2 separate regions of the Homo sapiens genome follow, and region 2 is linked to region 1. A link is an interaction called in ENCODE POLR2A ChIA-PET data of the cell type or tissue named here. Cell type or tissue: HepG2. All regions are shown on one strand. Links, peaks and the distances in the headings refer to the core of each region. The heading gives the core; the rest is flanking DNA. Region 1 overlaps CMSS1 (cms1 ribosomal small subunit homolog). Region 2 overlaps CMSS1 (cms1 ribosomal small subunit homolog).

The links. ChIA-PET counts read pairs that join two places held together with the same protein. Peaks named below come from ENCODE experiments on the same cell type or tissue, not always from the same donor. Only the 100,000 strongest peaks of a DNase experiment are listed, where the experiment ranks them.
Region 2: POLR2A ChIA-PET joins it to region 1 with 8 read pairs; 1 of 35 experiments calls an interaction of 5 or more read pairs at or near these places.

Annotation. Positions count from the first base shown.
Region 1 is chr3:100,056,274-100,066,343 of GRCh38, reverse strand. All of the region lies in intron 1 of CMSS1 (cms1 ribosomal small subunit homolog), which reads right to left. All of the region lies in intron 1 of FILIP1L (filamin A interacting protein 1 like), which reads left to right. Among named protein-coding and RNA genes, the nearest start is that of FILIP1L, 53 kb to the left of the region's middle. In HepG2, for the core only: no CTCF peak of the experiment used is centred there; a DNase peak (open chromatin) is centred at 2,113; H3K4me3 peaks cover 370 bases.
Region 2 is chr3:99,917,006-99,927,075 of GRCh38, reverse strand. All of the region lies in intron 1 of CMSS1 (cms1 ribosomal small subunit homolog), which reads right to left. It overlaps FILIP1L (filamin A interacting protein 1 like), which reads left to right. Exons shown (of 6, transcript NM_001387850.1): 4 at 2,668-2,846. All of the region lies in intron 1 of LOC105374010 (a long non-coding RNA gene), which reads right to left. It also overlaps the pseudogene TMEM258P2. Among named protein-coding and RNA genes, the nearest start is that of MIR3921, 42 kb to the left of the region's middle. In HepG2, for the core only: no CTCF peak of the experiment used is centred there; DNase peaks (open chromatin) are centred at 5,965 and 6,385; H3K4me3 peaks cover 511 bases.

The DNA of each region.
Region 1 (10,070 bases), core at 503-4,502:
AAAAGTGTAACTGTCATCTGAAACATACTTTAATTTCTGTAAGAGGTTTTATAAATGAGTGATTGACTCTCATTAAAATAATAAAAAGAAAAGAATCCCACAGAGAGCTGCAGGAGGCATTTCTGAATCTAGCAGACATGGTAAAACAAAATCATTATACTGCTGTCAGCTCTTAGCTATCAGAAATTCCAGTTTGAATTCAGACACTGACAGGTGGGCAAGGGAAAATAGATGGTAATCTCTTAAAGAGTAAAGACCATCTCTCTAAGTTCTCTTATCCCTTATAGCAGTGGCTCTCAAACTTTAATGTGCATTAGAATAATCTGGAAGGGTTTTAAAAGTACATATTGCTGGGTCGCATTCCCAGAGTTTCTGATTCAGAAGGTCCAGTGTGGGGCCTAATACTTTACATATCTGAAAAGTCCCCAGGTGATGCTGTTGATCCAGGAGCCATATTTTGAGCACCACTACCTTACAGCATAGAACACAGTATTAGGTAAATGATACCTGGCCAATAAACATTTATTGATGGAATTGAATTAGTATTGAAATATAACGTTTTATTCTCCACCTTGAATCTGAATATGAACTGAGAGGCTGTTGGACTAATTAGATACAAGAATACAGGTGGTGATGACATAGCAAGGAAAACAAATCAAGTGTCATTTGCACCTCAGCTTTATAATGGTGACAACTATGGGGCACTATGGCAGTGGTAAAATGGTTAAAGTGAATACTTTTTTCATTAGGAAGAAAGAGTAAGATGAAAAGTGGAAGACCAAGAATGAAATCTTAGAAAAAATGGCTTATATGTGGTTGACAATAGTTTCTAGGATGAGGCAGCCACGGGTAGATGGAGGATACAGACAATATGTGGTTCAACAGAACTGGGATTGAATCTAGACTGCCATAATGTTAGCAGGATGATTTTAGGCAAAGTTACTTTATTCCTCTGACTCTCCACTTCCTTACCTGTGAGTGGATAATAATGCCTATCATGAAGGTTAGATTGGCCTGAGAATTGCAATTTAGAGCAATGGTTCTCAAACTATAGCAGGAAAAAGCATTATCTGGATATTCTCGTTAAAACATAGGAGCTAATTAAAACACAGATTGCTGGATGGTACTCCCAGAGATTCAGATTCAGTAAGTCTGGGGTGGGGCCTGGGAACCCGCATTGTTACATCACACTAAGTAGACTGCCCAGTGTATATATTAATTATATATACATTCCATACTGTCTTATAATTCAGGCATTTGGGCTCATAGTTTACAATCTTATGAGACTGACCCTAAAGCAAGAACTGTATCTTGTTCCTCATCTCACACATAATGCCTAGCATAGTGTTTTGTTACACACACATGTGTATGTGTGTGTTTAACATATGTTAGTAGATATACATTGCATAGGCAGCAACAGCAATACATGTTTGTTAGTCCCCCTGCCCCACCACCCCACCCCCAGGCCCCTGGCCAAATCTCTGCCCTCTACCAATCTTTTTACTGTGTGGAAATCCAACTGCTGAATTCCTTAAAAAATTAGCTGTTTGTCAAATTGACTCTCATGTAGTAGACAGCAACACGGAACTTATTAGAATGTTCTTACAGATGAGTATGATTTGCCAACATGCCCTTAATGAATCTGAAGCTAAAGAAAATCAGCAAGTGGAAATAAAAAGTTCCATTAGGTCTGTAAGCATTTTCCAAGCCCTTTTGCCAGTCTCCCTTCCTCTGCTCCAGGGCCTTCTATCCTCTGGAGAGCCAAAGGATCTTAAAGTTCTCTACATATAATAGTGGGTGGCATTTGTCAAAACATAAAGAATGAAAACCAGCTACATCACAAATTAAACCAAGAAGTCACAGCACACTTAATGCAGTAAGGGGCTGGCAAACACGAACACTGTTGCACATTGAATGAGTGGCTTTAATGTTGAAAAAAAAAAAAGGGTGTTGGGGGGGTCAGGATTAGCTGGAAAAAGAGAGGCCGTGGGACTGGGGAGCTGGTGGCAAATTGGTCCTTTAGGATACACAGGAAATCGTCAGAAGTTTTGTCTATTAGTAAGTTAAACTGCAAAGCAGAAGCTCATGAAATGTTTACTTTGATACATCCTCCTCTTTCCCAATCCACCACACGTCCTAAATACATTCCCGGAAGACAACCCCACAATCCTAACAGGAAAGAGCCCTTGAAGGTTTACAGCAGACCTCAAATTCACTTTCAAAATCTCCATTCTTCTGGGTTCTCTGAAACCAGAAGCAACAAAACAAAGAACAAACAAAACAAGAACTCTTCCACCTGCTTCTAGAGGTCCGAGGTTTGAGAGGAGAACTAGAAGCAACTTTTCCAACCTTAAGTGTGAACATTCAGTACTGGCACCAATGGGTTTGGCTGACGGTATGTACTCCTGACAGTCTTGGGGTAAACATGTGGAGAGATTTTAACATTTGATTAGGTTTTTCTCTATACTTCAAGTAACAGAACAAATCACTTTATTTCTTTAATGGAATCCTCTTTACAGAGAGAAGAAATTAGATGCTTTAAAAATTAGTTTTCCTCTGTACCCTGAAGTCCAGAGTTTTGATATGAAATTTTATTCAGGTTGACTTTTTTTCTTGCAACCTTGCAAACTAGAAAAAAACCCAACACACACAACTCACTAACCAGTTAAAAAGTGGTATTTAATGAAAAGTCAAGTCCCCAGATTAAAATAATCCTTAAAATAACTTTTAAAAGACTACCAAAGTCTGGATGAGAAAGTATTCAGATCTGCACATTAGTTGCTAATTATGCAGGGTGGGATGGAAGCTTAGGAGCCTTTAAATTTGATTTATAAAGTTTTTCTTTTTTTTAAAGTAAATTCACCTGGAGAAAATTAAGGCCATCATTCTGAGTTACAGTAAAAAGCTATTCAGATAATAATACTATAATAATAATTACACCAAGAAGAATACAATAATTCAGATATATAGTAATAAGTCATTCAGACCCTTTAATGGTTGGTTGAGATCATTATAATACTGAGTGTGGAACCAATTTTTAAATTTTCTGTTAAAATTTTATTTCTAAACTGAGGAGAAAGGAAAAATGAGAAGCAGTACCAGGGCTTATTTGGGAACAAGTGAGCCAGAGGTGAAGTTCTAGGGTAAGCAGATTTTAAATGGACAACAAGTAGTGGGTGAGGGTACTGATACCTCAGCAGTAAAAACAAAACAAAACAGGGTGCCAACTGATAAAATAATGACAAAGAGGCATATAATATAGTTCAAAGTTCTTCTGACTTTGGCCTCAATGAACTCCAAATGCCATCTTGAGGATGCCTGAGAACTCCTAGAAATTTTGCCTTTATGTGTCAAAAGGAAACATCTATTTCTATCCTCCTTTCGTGCTGAACAAAACGTCTGCTGGCTCAGAGAGATTAAGCAAGCTGCTCAAGGTTATAAGACTAGAACCAGGTCTCATGATGTCCACTTTGTACAAGTAACTGAGAGTTGGGGGACTAGTCATCACAGTAATCCAGGCTGGAGGGGAGGAGGCTTGGGCCAGACAGGTGTAGGGCGAATGCTGAGGAACCAGGACAAAGCTTTTTCACAACGACATCTCAGCCAGGACAAAGAGTTTATTTCTTTAAGCCTAAGATATAGGGGCTTTTAAATTTCTTTTAGGGTTTTGAGATTTTTGAAATTAGTATGCAGCTTAGAATCAATGTTAAAAGACAGGCAGCAGAGGTGATGTAGCTCTAATTGCCCATGCATATGCCAACACACAAATCTCTTGGAAAAAACAGAAGCACTTCAGAGCCTGGAGAGGTTGGTGTGACTGACCCCCGTATGAGGGACTGGCTGCAAGGCATGCATAACACAGAGGACTAATGGAGAAGTAATGAAGTTAAGGCTTAAAGGGCTCAAAATCTTCTGTTAAAAGAAGACAGGATAGACCGGGCGCGGTGGCTCACACCTGTAATCCTAGCACTTTGAGAGGCCGAGACGGGTGGATCGCGAGGTCAGGAGATCGAGACCATTCTGGCTAACACGGTGAAACCTCGTCTCCACTAAAAATACAAAAAAATAGCTGGGCGTGGTGGCGAGCGCCTGTAGTCCCAGCTACTCGGGCAGCTGAGGCAGGAGAATGGCCTGAACCCGGGAGGCGGAGCTTGCAGTGAGCCAAGATCGCGCCACTGCACTCCAGCCTGGGGGACAGAGCAACACTCCGTCTCAAAAAAAAAAAAAAAAAAAAAAAAAAAAAAAAAAAAGAAGAAGACAGGATAACCACAAGTGGATATTTCCAGATCTCTAAGTATTACTAGGGAAGTAATATAGAGTAGTAAAGGCTTTCAATTTGGGAAGATGAAAAAGTTTGTGGAGATGGGTAGTAGTCTTGGTTGCATAACAATGTGAATGTTCTTAATGCTATTAAACTGCACAGTTAGCAATAGTTAAAATGACAGATTTTGTATTATATATATTTTACCACAATAAATGAATAAATGAAAAAAGTGAAGTCTCTGGAATCAGTCTTCTTGGCTTCAAATCTTGCCTCTGATATTTCCTAGCTGTGAGTCCTTGGGTATTGCATTACCTTCTCTGTGCTTCAGTTTTCTCACCTCAGAATGGGAGGATAACGACATGCACCTCGGAGGTAGTGAGGGTTAAATGAATTAAATGAATTCATATGTGTAAAGCACTTAGCACCTAGAATGCAATAAAAGTCCAAGAAATGCTAGTGGTTGTTAATGGTGTTGTAATTATTAGTACTGCTCTTATTATGAGGTAAAGCAATTTTTTAAAAAAGTTCCATCTTCTTTCTCTTCTTCTTTTCATTCTCTGCAGGAGGTATTAATAAGAAATAAAATAGTGAAAATGTGGGTAGGAGGAGAAAGAAAGTAAAACAAGGGCCTGGGAAAATTAACACCCTGGAATAACCAAGAATTGCCTACATCAGCCAAACATTTAAGTTTTAATCTCTAAGCAAAACTGTGCAGGGTCCTCAACCACCTGTGAAGATTTTCGAATGTCATGTGCTTGGCCCCAACTTGGACTCACCCCATCTGGCTGTCCAGAGATAAGGAGCCTCTCATTACACAAACATACTCAGTGTGTACAGAGGGATCACTTGTTTTTGGTATTTTAGGTTTATTTAGAAGAAGTATAGTTTTTAAAATCTAAAAATTGTACCCTTCCTTCCTTTTAAAATTTTTTTTTTTTTTAAATTTTAACAGTGCCTTTCTGCCTTGATTAGAAGTAAAGGTCAACTTCTATGTGCACATCTATTGGCCACTTAAGAGAGAAAGCCCTGCTAATAAATCTTGGGGCAAAGGGTGTGGTTTCTTGTGTGTGGCTATTGCTATGCTGCAACTCATCACCTCGTGCGGTTAATGAGGATGTGGTTCTGCAACTTGCACTTCCATTTCAAAGCCATGCAGGCCATTGATAGATCTGTATGGCTCAAAGAGATGCCCTATTTGTTTTTTATTTTTATTTTTTCGAGACAAGATCTGGCTCTATTGCCCAGGATGGAGTGCAGTGGTGTGTGATCTTGGCTTAGTGCAACCTCCGCCTCCCACGCTCGTTATCCTCCCACCTCAGCTTCCAGAGTAGCTGGGACTACAGGCACACACCCTGTGCCTGGCTAAATCTTGTGTTTTTCTATTTTTTGTGGAGATGGGGTTTCACTATATTGCCCAGGCTGGTCTCAAATTTGTGAGCTCAAGGTATCTGTCTGCTTCAGCCTCCCAAAGTGCTGGGATTACAGGTGTGAGCCACTGCGCCGAGCCCCTATTTGTTTCTTAAGTGGTGGTTTTTACTCAGTGAGAGGTGGTAGCTAAGCATTTTTATGTATTTTTTTTTTCTTGGGTGAAGATGCTATTCTAATGTGCTCTGATTTCATTTTCTTGTTTTCGTTTAGGGCATTGGCATACTTTAAAGCTACCTTGCTAGGCCAAGGAGCTGCCTTCTCTTAGAAGGGCATCAGGAAGATGGTTTTTGGATGTGGTATAAAGGGATGGAAGAGGAGGTGGAGTGGGAAACAGTTAAAGTACTAAGGCAAGAGTCTCCTCATGGTTTCTCCTTGCATGGTACTTCACTCCTTTACCTCCCAGTAGATTTTATTTTCTAAAATAGTAGATCAAAAAAATCTTTAGGGGCTCCTCATGACATAGAAAGTAAATCTCAACCTCTTCAGTCTGGCACCGTAGCCCACCCACCATGTGACACACACCTCCAGTTTCCTCAAATCCCTTTACCATACCCGGCACAGCTGAGGGCACATGTACCTGGAGCCCATCTTCCCCCCGCCCCCATTTCCCCAACCGTCCTCCTCCAGCAGGAAAACTGCCTGTGCCACCCCTAGTCATATGGGTCACATTTTAAATTAATCATTTCATACATATGTGATTTACCTCACTAACGAGGCCAGAACTCCCCAGACTGGAGGCTCATAGGTTGAATCCAGTCCACATGCATGTTTTGTTTGGCCTACATGATGTTTTTGAAGAATATGAATTAGTTGCCAGAGTTTTTTAAAAATCAGGAGATGATACATACACACAGAAATCTGGATTTCTGATTTCTCTTGACAAACTGGAAGCTCTGACAATTCTAGGCCGGCACATATGGATGGTTCCAGTCAGCTGGAGTTGTGTAATGACTGACTTCTTCAGGCATGATGGGTCCTTTTCATTACAGTACAGTCCCAGTCACTACTCTGTCCTGCACTTGGCCCCCGCCTTCTGGCTCACAAACCTTCCTGGCTCCTAACGCTGTTTGAATCTTCAACCTCTGAACTACACCCTCTACCCTTGGAGGATAGAAACTTTGTCTTCATCTCCTCACCTCCTCAGGGCCTAGCACACCATTATTTAATAACAGGTGCTAAAAAAAAATGCTTCCTGAATGAAAGGAAGCAAGGCTAGAGTGAAGAAGCAGGGGAAAGCAGTGATGATCACGGAGATGAGGCTAAAAGCAAGCCACGGACAAGGACACAGGTGTGAAGCATTTTTCATTGTCTCAAAAAAGATGTCACATGGAAGGCTCGTCCCATTATAGCCTCAAATGCCAGAGATTTATAAAGCCCTTTAAGGAAAAAGAAAATTAAGAGGCATTGTATTTTTTAAAGGATAGCTTCCCAGAAACTGGACAGAAACAACCTAGAGTATCTAACAAAGCTCTTCAACTCCAAGTATATGTTTCTGTATCAACAGTGAAGTTAGTCAATCTGTTCTTTCTTTTAAGGAAAACCATGAAACTTTAAGCTTTACTTTGTAGTGCTGACTAGGTAAAAGAGAAATTACCCTAAAGGTAGCCTTTATTTCAAGTCTATCTACAAAATCTAAAAAGAAAAACACTGGAAGAGATGGATGTTACCAAGGACCTTTTCCTGAACTTGCACCAAATGCCTTCTCCATGCTGTCCAAACTGCCCCTTTGCTCTCAAATGCAAGTTAAGTTAGAAGATCAGAAAGAAAAAGGTTCTAGAATACTAAACACATCACTCAACTACTAAACTTTATTTTAAACTTCACATATGAAACTGTGGCTCCAGAAGAGAAGTCATGGCTTAACTCAGTGTTCTAACAAAGGAGGTTATACAGCGTCCTCCTTCTACTGAAAAGCCTCTGAGTGGGACAGTCAGGAAAAATGGGCCCTGTTGTCTGTTGATGCTTCTGGGTTTGAGGGTGTAAAATGAAGTCAGTTTGTGGTGAGGTGCTTGGGAATTTAGAGGAGAAAAAAAGCGGAGAGAAACTTTTCTCTTTGTCCACCAAGGGGATTTGTGTTTGAAATGAAAGTTGGAGGAGCAAAAGCTGAGCAAAGCTTTAGATTGGGGATGTGAGTATCTCAAGCTGCCGGGACAGAGAGGAGGTCATCAATGGGAAGCTTGTAGAAGCACCCAAGAACAGACTTGTGCCTCACTTAACTATGTGTCAACTTTTCTCTGCCTGCCTTCAGAGGTGATCTCATTTTACATTCCAAAGAATGACAATGGAAAATCATACCCGTTTATAAGCATCTGATTGTACAAAGTTTCATTCTGTAAGTAGGAGCTTATCACAGTTTCTAAAATCTCCAACTCTGTTCCGTGCCTTGAACATAGAACAGTATTCAGATGCCTCTTAATTTTCTGCCTGAGAGAGGCAGTAGGGTATAGAGAGTAATAGCATAGGCTCTAGAGTCAGACAGATAGGAGTCTCAGTCTTGGTTCTGCCAGTCAGTAAATGTGGAGCCCTAGGAAAGCTAGGTAACTTCCCCAGCCAGTTTCCTCAACTGCAAAAAGAAAATAAAAAATTGTGCATATTGCCTGGGATTACTTTGAGGCATGAGTGGGAGAATGGACACAAACACTTAGCATAGTACCTCACAGAGAGTCAGCCTCTAATAACTAGCTATTTTCATCAGACTCTCACGATGTCGAAAGATTTAGACAGTCAGTTAGTTGGGTAAAAGGTCATCAGGATCTTTGAGGAATACATAGAAGTTGGACCGGCATTGTATTCACAGTTGTTAATTCTAAACAAGGATGAGGGCAGTGACCCTGTTAAAAAAACCTAGGGTTTGAGTGATTTTTCCAGTAGCAGGGGTAGGTTATGCTGAGCCAGCCACGCTCACATCCATACCTTCTGCGACCAAATGCATGCATTTATGAAACACCCGGGCAAGCAGGGGGCTTCTCTGCATGAAACCAACTGTCCCATATGGGGCCTGATCCCAAAGCATTGGATTTCAACCAACTGAACTAACTGGTAACAGATAACCAAGGGGACATTCCCTGTTTGCAGGAGGGGAGCAGACTTTTACAGAGACATATCACGAGAACTTTAATAAGACGCAGAACACAAAATGCATTTTAGTGTTACCCAAGAACATGTAATGTTTCAGAGTTTGGAGAAACCGCAGCAACTCTGTCCATTCCAATTTATAAGCAGATTCTATAGCTTGAAAGGTCTGGGCTTTTATTGGCCTTTTTCCTTGATGATATAATGAGTATTTGAAACTGACATGCCTAAGGCCGGGCAAGAAGCTTGGCCTAGAGATCATGTCATCTTTCCTTAAAGTAACATCTCACTGCTTTCCTGGTTTCCTGCAGAAAGATTAGACTCTTGGAGAATAGTCACAGAATATTAGAACGGGACGGGTCTTTAGTCACCTAGTCCACTGGAGGGGCAGAGAAGCCACGTGGCAGGCAAAGATTATACAGCTAAATCCTGGCTCTGCCAGCACCAGAGCTTCTCTGACTGCAGGTCCAGGACTTTCCATTAAAATCTCCTGCCCTGAGCCTGCCAATCATTAGTTCTCTTACAGAGCTACCCCAAAGTTGTGGGAAAAATCACTTGCCCAATTCTTTTTTTTTTGAGACAGAGTCTCGCTCTGTTGCCCAGGCTGGAGTGCAGTGGTGCGATCTCGGCTCACTGCAAGCTCCGCCTCCCAGGTTCATGCCATTCTCCTGCCTCAGCCTCCCGAGTAGCTGGGACTACAGGCGCCTGCCATCACACCCGGCTAATTTTTTGTATTTTTAGTAGAGACGGGGTTTCACTGTGTTAGCCAGGATGGTCTCGATCTCCTGACCTCGTGATCCGCCCGGCCTGCCTTGGCCTCCCAAAGGGCTGGGATTACAGGCGTGAGCCACCGCGCCCGGCCCCATTTTTTTTTTTTTAATGGTCTAGAGCTGCTACCTGGTTGTGTGGCAGTCCAAAGCAATAAGACATTTATTGTTTCCAGCTGCCTAGAAACTCAACATTAGCTGTGTTAATTAGATTATGACAAACTTGTTAATCACAAGCAGATAAAGCCAGTAAGGGCTAGCAGCATTTCTGACCTGGAGGCTAAAATGTTAATGATATCTCTAGCTCAACAAGAGCAGATTATAAACTTTTGTTATCTTTGTATCACCAGGTAGTAAGCATTCAGTCACTGAAATTTATTTATTTTAATATGAAATCACTTTTGTTTAAAATAAGTATTTCTAGGCTGTAAGTTTCTAAAAAGCCTCCCATAGAAATTTAAAAAGTAGATGTAAGGTCTGGAAAATGTAACAATATTTATGGAAGGATGCATTGGAGACTTGTCAATTTATCAGCTGGA
Region 2 (10,070 bases), core at 3,758-7,757, 140 kb after region 1:
TGGGTAGGATCGGTGGGAAGATATGGAGTGAAGATGGGGCCAAGGTGGCAGGAGGTTCAGATGGTGAAGGGCCTTTTGGCCCCGAACAGGAGAGTGGAGTCCCAGTGGTGAAAAATCATGCTGTCAGTGATGAGGACAGACTGCAAGGAGGTAAGGCTAGAGGAAGGGAGACCACTTAGGGGGTCATGGAATAAATGAAGGGCACGGATTCCTTCTAGCCTTCTTTCCATTCCCTTCAAACAACCACGAACATATAAAGGGAAAAAAACAATGGAAAGCAAGAGTGGATTAAATAAACCTTCTATTTTCTCTCTTTGGTTTGTATAAAATTTAATATACATATCTTGACAATTACAACAAGCTCTCCAAGGAAATACTGTTTTTGGATTTAGAAAAGCCTCTTTTAGTAATTCATTTATGCTTTACTGAATACCTACTATAATTATTCATACATTAATTCTAATGTCAATCTTGTGACAAATTAAATTGAATGTATTTTCTAAGTCAACTAATAACTTCCCTAAAGTAAAGCTGATCCTATCACTATTTCACTCTCAAATTGCAAAAGGAGTTGATTTGAATTTTCCTTACAATGGACTCTAATGTTTGGGCAACTGAAGATAAAATTTTCAGAGGGCTGCAGTGGTTTGAAACACACTTCCATGACAATCAACACTAGAGCCTCCTCAGAAGATGCCTCTGCCAGCAGGCAATACAACATAGCAGTTTCAGCTTTCACAAAAGGACTGGCTACATTAAAAATCATCAACAATTGTATGGCATAATGAAGTATTTTGTGAATTTAAGCATTTAGAAGTCAGAGAGAATTTACTGGGTTCTATATGCTGGGACACCTCAGTTGTACTCTTTTTCTGAAATGACTTGGTCATTTTGTGCCCAGATTTCTAGTCAAGTACATTTCTAGTCAAGTACATGCTTTTTAGGATACACAACTTAAATTGGCTTTAAATTCACAATGAGTCACACATTCTAAATCTTTTATGACAAAGGCAAACTGTAAAAATCAATCAACATTATCACTTACTGCATCTGTATCTAATCTAGAAAGTCGGGTGTTTTCAAAACCAAGTTCTTAATAGATATTAATTTATCACTAGCAAAAGATCCCGAGTTAGCTCTTGCCAACATGTTTTTCTGGTGGCAGCTTACCCCGTGCTGGGCAAAATGGAGCTCAAGGCCAGGAGCTGATAAACCAGCCCAGTGAGCTTGGCTGTCTAACTCCATCTGACTGTGATGCTTTTGGCCACTGGCATGTTCTTTACTGCCTGGTTCTTCCTTTATGAGGTCACCTCCACTTCCACCAAGTGCACTTGGGATATCTGCCAAGAGCTCCTCATGTCCTTGGTGCTCTCACTCTTCCTAGGCTATGGAGTCCTGTCCTGCTGCTGTGGCTTAGCATCCACGTATAAGCCCCTAAGGGTACCAGCTGGACAGCTTCTCTGAATCCCTACTTTTGTTAATCAAAAATTTTTTTTAAACTACTGCTGGAAGTGTCCCACATGCTGCTCACAATAAAGGCAGATGTGTGACCAAACAAAACAAAACAAAAAAAATCTCAGTTTCCTTGCTTGCTTGTTTTGTTTCCAGTCTGTAAACTGGGCACCTCTTATAAGCAAGGCACTCTGTTAGATGCCAAGGATTAAAAATAAAATAAAAAAAGAAGGATGTAGGCCCAGCTTTCAGGGAGTTCACAGTCTAGCAGGGGAGACAAACACATGTATCAGCCACAGGTTGATCATTTTGTAAAAAAGATGTAAGTATAGTGCTGTGAAAATCTGAATGGACTTAGTACTTACATTTGGTGACATTCACACTATACACCAACACATAATAGATTATCTATTCATAGATCTATTTTAATGGAAATACCTTGATGTATAATAAAATGAAAATCATAGCATGTCCTGGTAGAGCGATCCAAGAGGCATATACTGGTACAGAGAACTATAGGGTGGGCTGGGGCAGAAGAGATCAGCTAGGGCAGCTGCGAATCCAGCACCGTGCAAGGATTCTCTTACTTCCTGTCATTTCTTTAATGTAGCTTCTCAGGAGAGAGACATAAGAGTGTCAGAAAGAGGTTATGTGGAAACAGTTGATACCCACAGGGACACAGATTATTCTGTCAAGAAAAATTTGATGGCAATAAAGAGACTACATTTGTATTGAAATGCACCCAAAAGTATCAATTAACAAGAGAATAAACACTAAACAAGGAGATAAAAAACCCACTGCTGGCCGGGCGCCGTGGCTCATGCCTGTAATCCCAGCACTTTGGGAGGCCGAAGCAGGCAGACCACTTGAGGTCAGGAGTTCAAGACCAGCCTGACCAACGTGGAGAAACCCTGTCTCTACTAAAAGTACAAAAAAAATTAGTTGGGCATGGTGGCGCATGCCTGTAATCCCAGCTACTTGGGAGGCTGAGGCAGAAGGATCGCTTAAACCCGGGAGGCGGAAGTTGCAGTGAGTCGAGATCGCGCCATTGCACTCCAGCCTGGGCAACGACAGCGAAAACTGTTTCAAAACAAACAAACAAAAAACCAAAAAAACCCACTGCCGAATTAATCAAAACAGGGACATTTCTAAAAGAGTGAAAGACAACAGTATATAAACAATTTGGTAACAGGCTATAAATGTTTTCTTTCGTAGTTGGACAAAGTTGTGGAAAAACATAAAGAATCTTACAGACGAATCCTGGGACAGCTTTTAGTGGCAGAAAAATCCCGTAGGCAAACCATATTGGAGTTGGAGGAAGAAAAGAGAAAACATAAAGAATACATGGAGAAGAGTGATGAATTCATATGCCTACTAGAACAGGAATGTGAAAGGTAAGGCTGCTTTGGGCAAACAATGTCCCATTCTGCAATCTATGAGCTGGCCACTGTACCAGGTCTCAGGGATACAAAGATAAATATGACACAGTCTCTGTTCTCAAAGATCTCATAGTCCAGGGTGAGGAAAAGGATATGTTTGAAGACATTATCAGTACAATGTATGGATAACCAGATGTGTGATAAGGACTGTGGAACCATAAATGTTAGGCCCCTAACTCTTGAAGGGAGTGCCCTGTGAAGGCTGCAAAGACCAGGCAACAGGGGTCTAGTCCCTAGGCAAACAAGAATGAAAACCATATTCATGGCAAGGGGTGAAATAAGTGTGTTAGTATAGAAGTGAGAAAAGAACCTGCATTTTGAGGGAACTCAAGCTTTTCACATGGCTACAGCATAGGGCATGATTGTAGGATGAGAAAAGGAAAGGCTTGCCTTGAGCAGCTGGACTTTATACTGTTGGCCTGAAGGAGCAAATGGAAAATTGTGAAAGGGAAAATAAGATGATCAGTTATGCTTTCCTAAAGAACGATTAAGGGAACATGGAGGAACAACTGGAGGAGCTTTAGACTGGGCGCAGGAAACTCACATAGGAGGCAAATATCCAGATGAGAAAGATGAGGGGATGTGTTCCAACAGCCATGAGGTTGGGAGGGGGGTGTGCGCATGAACTACTTATGATGTTTAGTCAATATGAATTAGTGACTGGTTAGACTGGAAAGAAGAGCAAGGAAAACAAGGAGTTACTGAGAAGCACTCCTGGCTATTCAGGAACATATGAAATATGGGAATGGGGCACAGTTTTCTGTGTTGTAGGATTTTGATCAGGCAGGATGGTTTCTACTTGGTGAGTAGGTAGGAGATGAGTCCTGGTTTAGACATGTTGAGTATGAGGTACCTTGGTATATTACAGTATCTGGTGTAAAGAATAATATGTATAAAGTCAACCCATGGTCAGAAATATAGGTCTGTAGAAGGATGGGCTGGTGATATGGACCTGCAGCAGGTGATAGCTGAAACTGTGGGTGTTGGTGTGGTGAGAAGAGAGAATGTTGAAAGGGAACCCTAGAATACATCAAGGCTTGGCAGTTTTCTGGAAGAAAAAGGGGGTTGAAAATGGAAGCTAAAAAAAAAAATGGTGGAAGCTTAGAAGAACCAGAAGACAAAGAAGGCAATGAAATGAAGTGAGCAAAGACTTTAAAAAGAGAGTGAACAGTCAAATAGCACCAAATAATGCAGAAAAGAATGAAATGTCCCAGGATTTGGCAATGAAGAAAATACTGAGGAACTTAATGAGCCATTTCAATAAAGTGGTAAGGGCAGAAGCCAAATTGCAATGCTTTAAAAAACAAAATAAGAAATAAGAATGTAGAAGCTTAAAATGTGAACTAGCATTTTGAGAAGCGTGGCTGCAAAAAAGGAGAGTTTGGTTGGTAAATATTTTCTAACCATATGTAGGGTAGATTATTTTGTTCTACTTTGACCCTCTATTCTGAACCACTGTAGACAGTATAAGCATCCATATGAAACTGAAAGGACAATTAACCCTCTCTATTGATACTGAAAAGATGGAAAGTAACCAATCTCAAATGGCTTATTCAACTACTTCCAATTCATACTTCAGCTAGGTAACTTAAGTTAGTTACCTCAATATCTAGGCTAATAGCAAACTTTCATTTATTTTCCATATACTTTATGGTAGGCATTTTTTCGGAGTGCCAGAGAATCCATGGCACTTATATTCACTCTATTTTTTCCAGGAGGTTTATTTTTCACTACACGGCAGAGAGGGGGCAGGGGAAAGGTCCTACTAACTTGCTCCTCATGAACTCTGAAATATCTACAGGGACAGATTAAAGGAGCACAAGAAATCTGGCACCAAAGAAACATTTGACTCAGACATTACAATATAAGATTTGTTATTCAATGAGACAATGTTATATTAAACATTATTTTGAACCCCTGTGGTTTGGCACTAGTGGCCTCATTTGGCCTCCATACTTATTTGGCACTAACTTGCTGAACACAGACACTTTCTTTCATCTTTCATTATTATGAACATTTACTGATCACGGTCAGAGTGTTGCCTGGCATAATACAAAGAGGTACAGACTGTCCCTGCCCAGGGGGCTTACCACATTAATGAAAAGGCAAGATGATACAGATTTATGGTGGGAATGTGAAGGGCTATTGGAGGAGAGTTCTGATATTCACTGTGTATCTCTACTATCTTCTGGAGGAAGGCTGGAGAGGGCTATCCTGAAGTTATACTGGAATGTTGGGAGGCAGATGGCAAAGATTATTTAAACCAAGAGAGCAAGAAGGAACAACACTGAGAAATGGGAACAAAAGATCAGTGGGGATAAAGGCCATGGGCTGGAGGAAAAGAAAAATTGTGGGAAAAATGTAAAGTGTATACTACTAAATCAATATATGAAGAATAGTATTTTGAAATATATAAAATGAATTTAAGAGAAAGAACTTAAGAGATTACTTTTAGCTTTATAGGATATAAAGTTTCCTTTATAGGATTCTTTACCTTGAAGAATAATTAAAGTGAACATGCCATTAACAAGAAGTAGGAAAAAGTGTCTATCACTCTGTTTAGCCATTCCAGAAGATATGAGAATATTCATCTATTTCTATATGCCAAGGAACACCTTCCAGATGGAATTCTTTGAATGTGACAATATTAAACCTATTCTCAACTCCCTTGATGCATATGTGACTTCCCTTGCTTTGCCTGAACATCACAATTCCAGTATCTTGGTAGTGTGGGCCCATTCACGTCCACCCTTCATGCTTTCCTGCCTTCTGCTGGGAGACTGCAGGCCTCATGAGGCATAACTGACTTCTATCTGCTTTAAGGCCATGTGCATCAAAGTAGTATTAAATGAATACCATCTAACGAAACAGGAAGTGGGGGAAACTAATGACTTCAGGTAAATAAACGCTCAGAGGAGGTGCTTACACACAAGAGTGTGAAATACCCGTAGTGTGCCTTGCTTTCAAGTGACATGGCAAAACACACCATGACTGAGTCCTTCCAACTTCACTGAGTGCTTTCTCTCAAGGACACAGCTGCCTCCCACAAAAGTGAGACTAACTTATCCTGAAGGGTCAAAGAACAATGTTTACTTCCTTCCTCAAACAAAGTGTTGTAAACCACTCCCAAACTAGCAACCCTCCCAGCAGTGAAACAAAGATATCATAACCCCAGTAAAAGGGAGGTTGGTTGAAAATAGATACAAAGGGGTATCTGGTTGAAACTCTGAAATAAACACGGTAAAGGTTTACTGCTCACATTCTAAGTGTTGGTTTGTATCTACCTGGAAATAAAACAAAAATTAAGAACTACGTGATTGAGGTAGTTAATGAGACCTCAGAGGATGTAATAATGGATTTCAAATTAAGGCTCAATTTCTGTGTTTTCTTTGGAGAATTTGTTTTATGTGGAAAACCCTAAAGGAGACTGATGTCACACATTGAGCTCAGGCCAAAATGTTTGCCAAGTGATGTCGCTGTCGTAATCAGTAAGCAATTGGCTTTCCCACTGAGGGTGGGTGGGGGCAGGGATCAGCTCAGGAAAGCCTGTTCCCAGGCATGTTAATGCAAAGTTTCCTTAGCTGTAATCTGTGCGGTTTGGTCTGTCCATATGGTAATATTCTATCCATGTTTCATGACAACGTTCACTGACCAGCTCCAACATGTGGATACGTGTGTCACCAATGACCTGAATTATGTACTTGGCTGAATTACAGGTGGAGTCTATGTAAAAGGTTTTTTACACAAAAGCAATGCCAATAATTTTTGGCCTTTCTGTGTGGCTTCACAGTACTTTTAGTCAATGTAATTTTGCAAAATTTTCCCATAAGTGAAATGCCAATTTTGTCTGTACTTTCAAAAAAGCTTGCATATTTTTTTTTCTTTTTCAGTTTCAATGGGGCAAAAGGCTCTGAAGAAAAAAAAGAGTTGCTTTTTTTTGAAACCATGCATTCTTTCTTAGAATTCTAAAACAAACTATGTATGCTATCCATATATGTTACTGCATTTCTGGTCTTGAAACAACAACTAAAGCAGGAAAGAAATATTGTTATGGCAGCTCTGTATAAAACTGTGGCTTCAACCATGGATTGTGTTAAAGCCTTAAATTACTTTTCATAAAATCTTGGCCTAGTAGGTTAGCACTGATAGTTCAGTTTTGTAAATCAGAAGTTCAAATGGTAGCTTCTCAAACACCACAAAGAAAGGAGTCAAGGTAGAATTAATCTCTTGTTCCTTTTCTGTCCAAGTTTGACTAGATAGAACAGTGGTGCAGAGGCCTTAGGGCCCTTTGGAGGAAAGTCACCAGGTGTCCAGCTTCAAGTGTTGTTGCCTTGACCACACCCTGGGAAGTTCTTTGCTGTTAAGTTTCAATGAAGAACAAAGCACTTCCACCTCTCCCTTTGGCTGAAACAACTTTATAAACAAGTATTTTCACCATCAATCCTTTTCTATTATGACAGGCCTATTTTTCCAGACTGCATCAGACAAGGTGACTAAAACACTGCTTGAGCCATATTTGACCCTACTGTTAACTGAGTAAATCAGACCACTTTTAAAGGCTTCTCTCAAAAACATCAAATTTTCTTTCTAGAGGATTTGGAAACCTCCTTGAAATACATACATGAATGAGTTAATTTATCTAATTTTTAGGTTAAACTCATTAGTTTGGAGCTAGTGCTACTTGCCATTCATTAACTGAAACAAAACAAAACAAAAACAATAATTGATTAAATATATATGTCTACTGCAAGCCAGGTCCCATACTAGATACTGGGCGAACAAGGTAGATGTGGTCCTCACCTATACAATCCTGAATATTTGTTCATTGTGTAAAACAAAGACACCACTGCAGGCTTTAAGACCTGATACTGATTCTTCTAAGGCATTATGAGTTCATGACGGGTAGAAAAAAAGGCACCACTATGGTAAACTAATGTAATAACATTAATGCTCATGAAGACAGAACATTCAGGAGAAATCAATAAACACATTAAACTAAAGTATTTTACTAGAGAATTCAATATCGTGCCATTAAGATTTTCAGTTTCTTTGGTCTTAAATCTCAGCTTTTAAGGGTATCCTACAAAGCAATACACAGTGGGTATAAAGCTTTAAAAAAATAAAGTCTACTTAAAAAAAATATTTTGAAAGCCAGCAGTTTTAAATTTCATACACACTAAACTATTGTTGTAGAATACATTGTACTCAAATGCAATCATTTCCTTTCAGTTTTTCTGGCAAGGAGCTATTTGTATTACATATTCTCAAGACTATGTCTTACAAGTATTGAAATGGATGCCAGATCTCCATTTGACCTTTGTCATGGGCATCTAGTTCTTTGACAGAACAAAATGGAGATCCACTGCAAACAAATATTTTGTTATTGTAATTCTATACAGAATTATGACATGATCAGCCTTGTGTTCATACATGCTGGACCTAACACAGGATCTGAAAAGGGATGCAGAGAGATTAATTACCTCATGTGGGTACTAAAAAACCATTTAGGACCGTCCATCATGACTTAACTTTCAACAGATGTCATAAAACCATACTCTTAAAACTGCACAATTCAGCGGTTTCCATACAATGCCTTTTAATTTCAGAGGTCAAAATTCAGATAGAGTGACAATGCTACCTGATTGCTTTTCCTTCCCAGAAATTTAGTTTTCTGAACTAAATTTTACAAATAATTTTGAATGTGTATTTGAACATACATGATAGTGAGTTTATTGCTTACAAAAGAATACTATGAATGCTAAAAAGAAAACATTAACAAGCCTAGTGAGGGATGAACCAGGAGCTTAGAGATAGTGGCAGTCTGGTCTGCAGACCTGATCTGCAGCTATGTATAACTTTTGGCAAATTCCATTCCTCAAATCTTTAGTTTTCTGGTATATAAAACAAGGGGCTGGGCGTGGTGGCTCACACCTGTAATCCTAGCACTTTGGGAAGCCAAGGCAGGGAGATAATGAGGTCAAGGGTTCGAGACCAGCCTGGCCAAAATGGTGAAACCCTGTCTCTACTAAAAATACAAAAATTAGCCGGGCGTGGTGCCGCGCGCCTGTAATCCCAGCTACTCAGGAGGCTGAGGCAGAAGGATCACTTGAACCCAAGAGGTGGAGGTTGCAGTGAGCCGAGATCACGCCACTGCACTCCAGCCTGGGCAACAGAGCAAGAATCTGTCTCAAAAAAAACAAAACAAAACAAAACAAAAAACAAACAAACAAGGGCAGGGCATATGATTATGATTTCTGTGTCTCTTTCACACCTAAAAATTTGTGATTATGTGATTGTCATGAACAAGTACCTTTTACCTCAAGCCTAGGATTCTAACTCCACTACCAAAAGAGGTCAGTGAGAATGACAGTGACTACCACCAACTTTAAATCCAAATCTGTACATCCATTCTTAAAGGACATCTAGATTTCGGTATACCCTACTGCTTCCACATATTTGAAACTTAACCTAATATCACCTTTGCACATCCAAGTCCACTCACAACTTTTTTATTCCTGTTAATACAACCACCATGAATCAATCTACCAGATAACTATAAAAAATTACAGAAATCTCAGAAGCCAAGAATTTAAGCTAGAAAAGACCTAGCAATCTAGACCAATGCTTTGATTTTTTGAATTGAGAAAAGTGAGGCCTCTCAAGCCCAAGATAAAAAAAAGTCACCAAATCTTCCAGCTAAATAGTTGCAGAGTCAGAGTAGAAGCCAGCTCTCCTGACAATATATTTGATGATATTCTAGAGAATATCCCTAGAATCATTCCTAGGTACTCAAACTATGTGCCTGGTGTTACGGGAGGTCCAAGATAAATTTTACACACAACTAAAATACAGGTGAAAAGACAAGGCACTCAAAATAATCTGTAGATAATTTAGGAAGAATGCAGGTGTTCATTCTGTGGCACAGACACCACTGTTGCAACACTGTGGAAGATCAGGCAAAAAGGAGATTAAACACAGTAATTATCCAACAGCCAGCACAGCCCTAGGAGAATGCAGGACATACAGTAAATACTCTATAATACATCTACTAACTAGCTGGTGGTTACTAGTTTAACAGCCCTATAAAACAGGTAGCCAAAAACTGAATGTGGAAAGGCAACCTCAAACTTCTGTTCCATTTGGACTAAAAAATATAAAGAGGAATAAGAGCCACTAAAC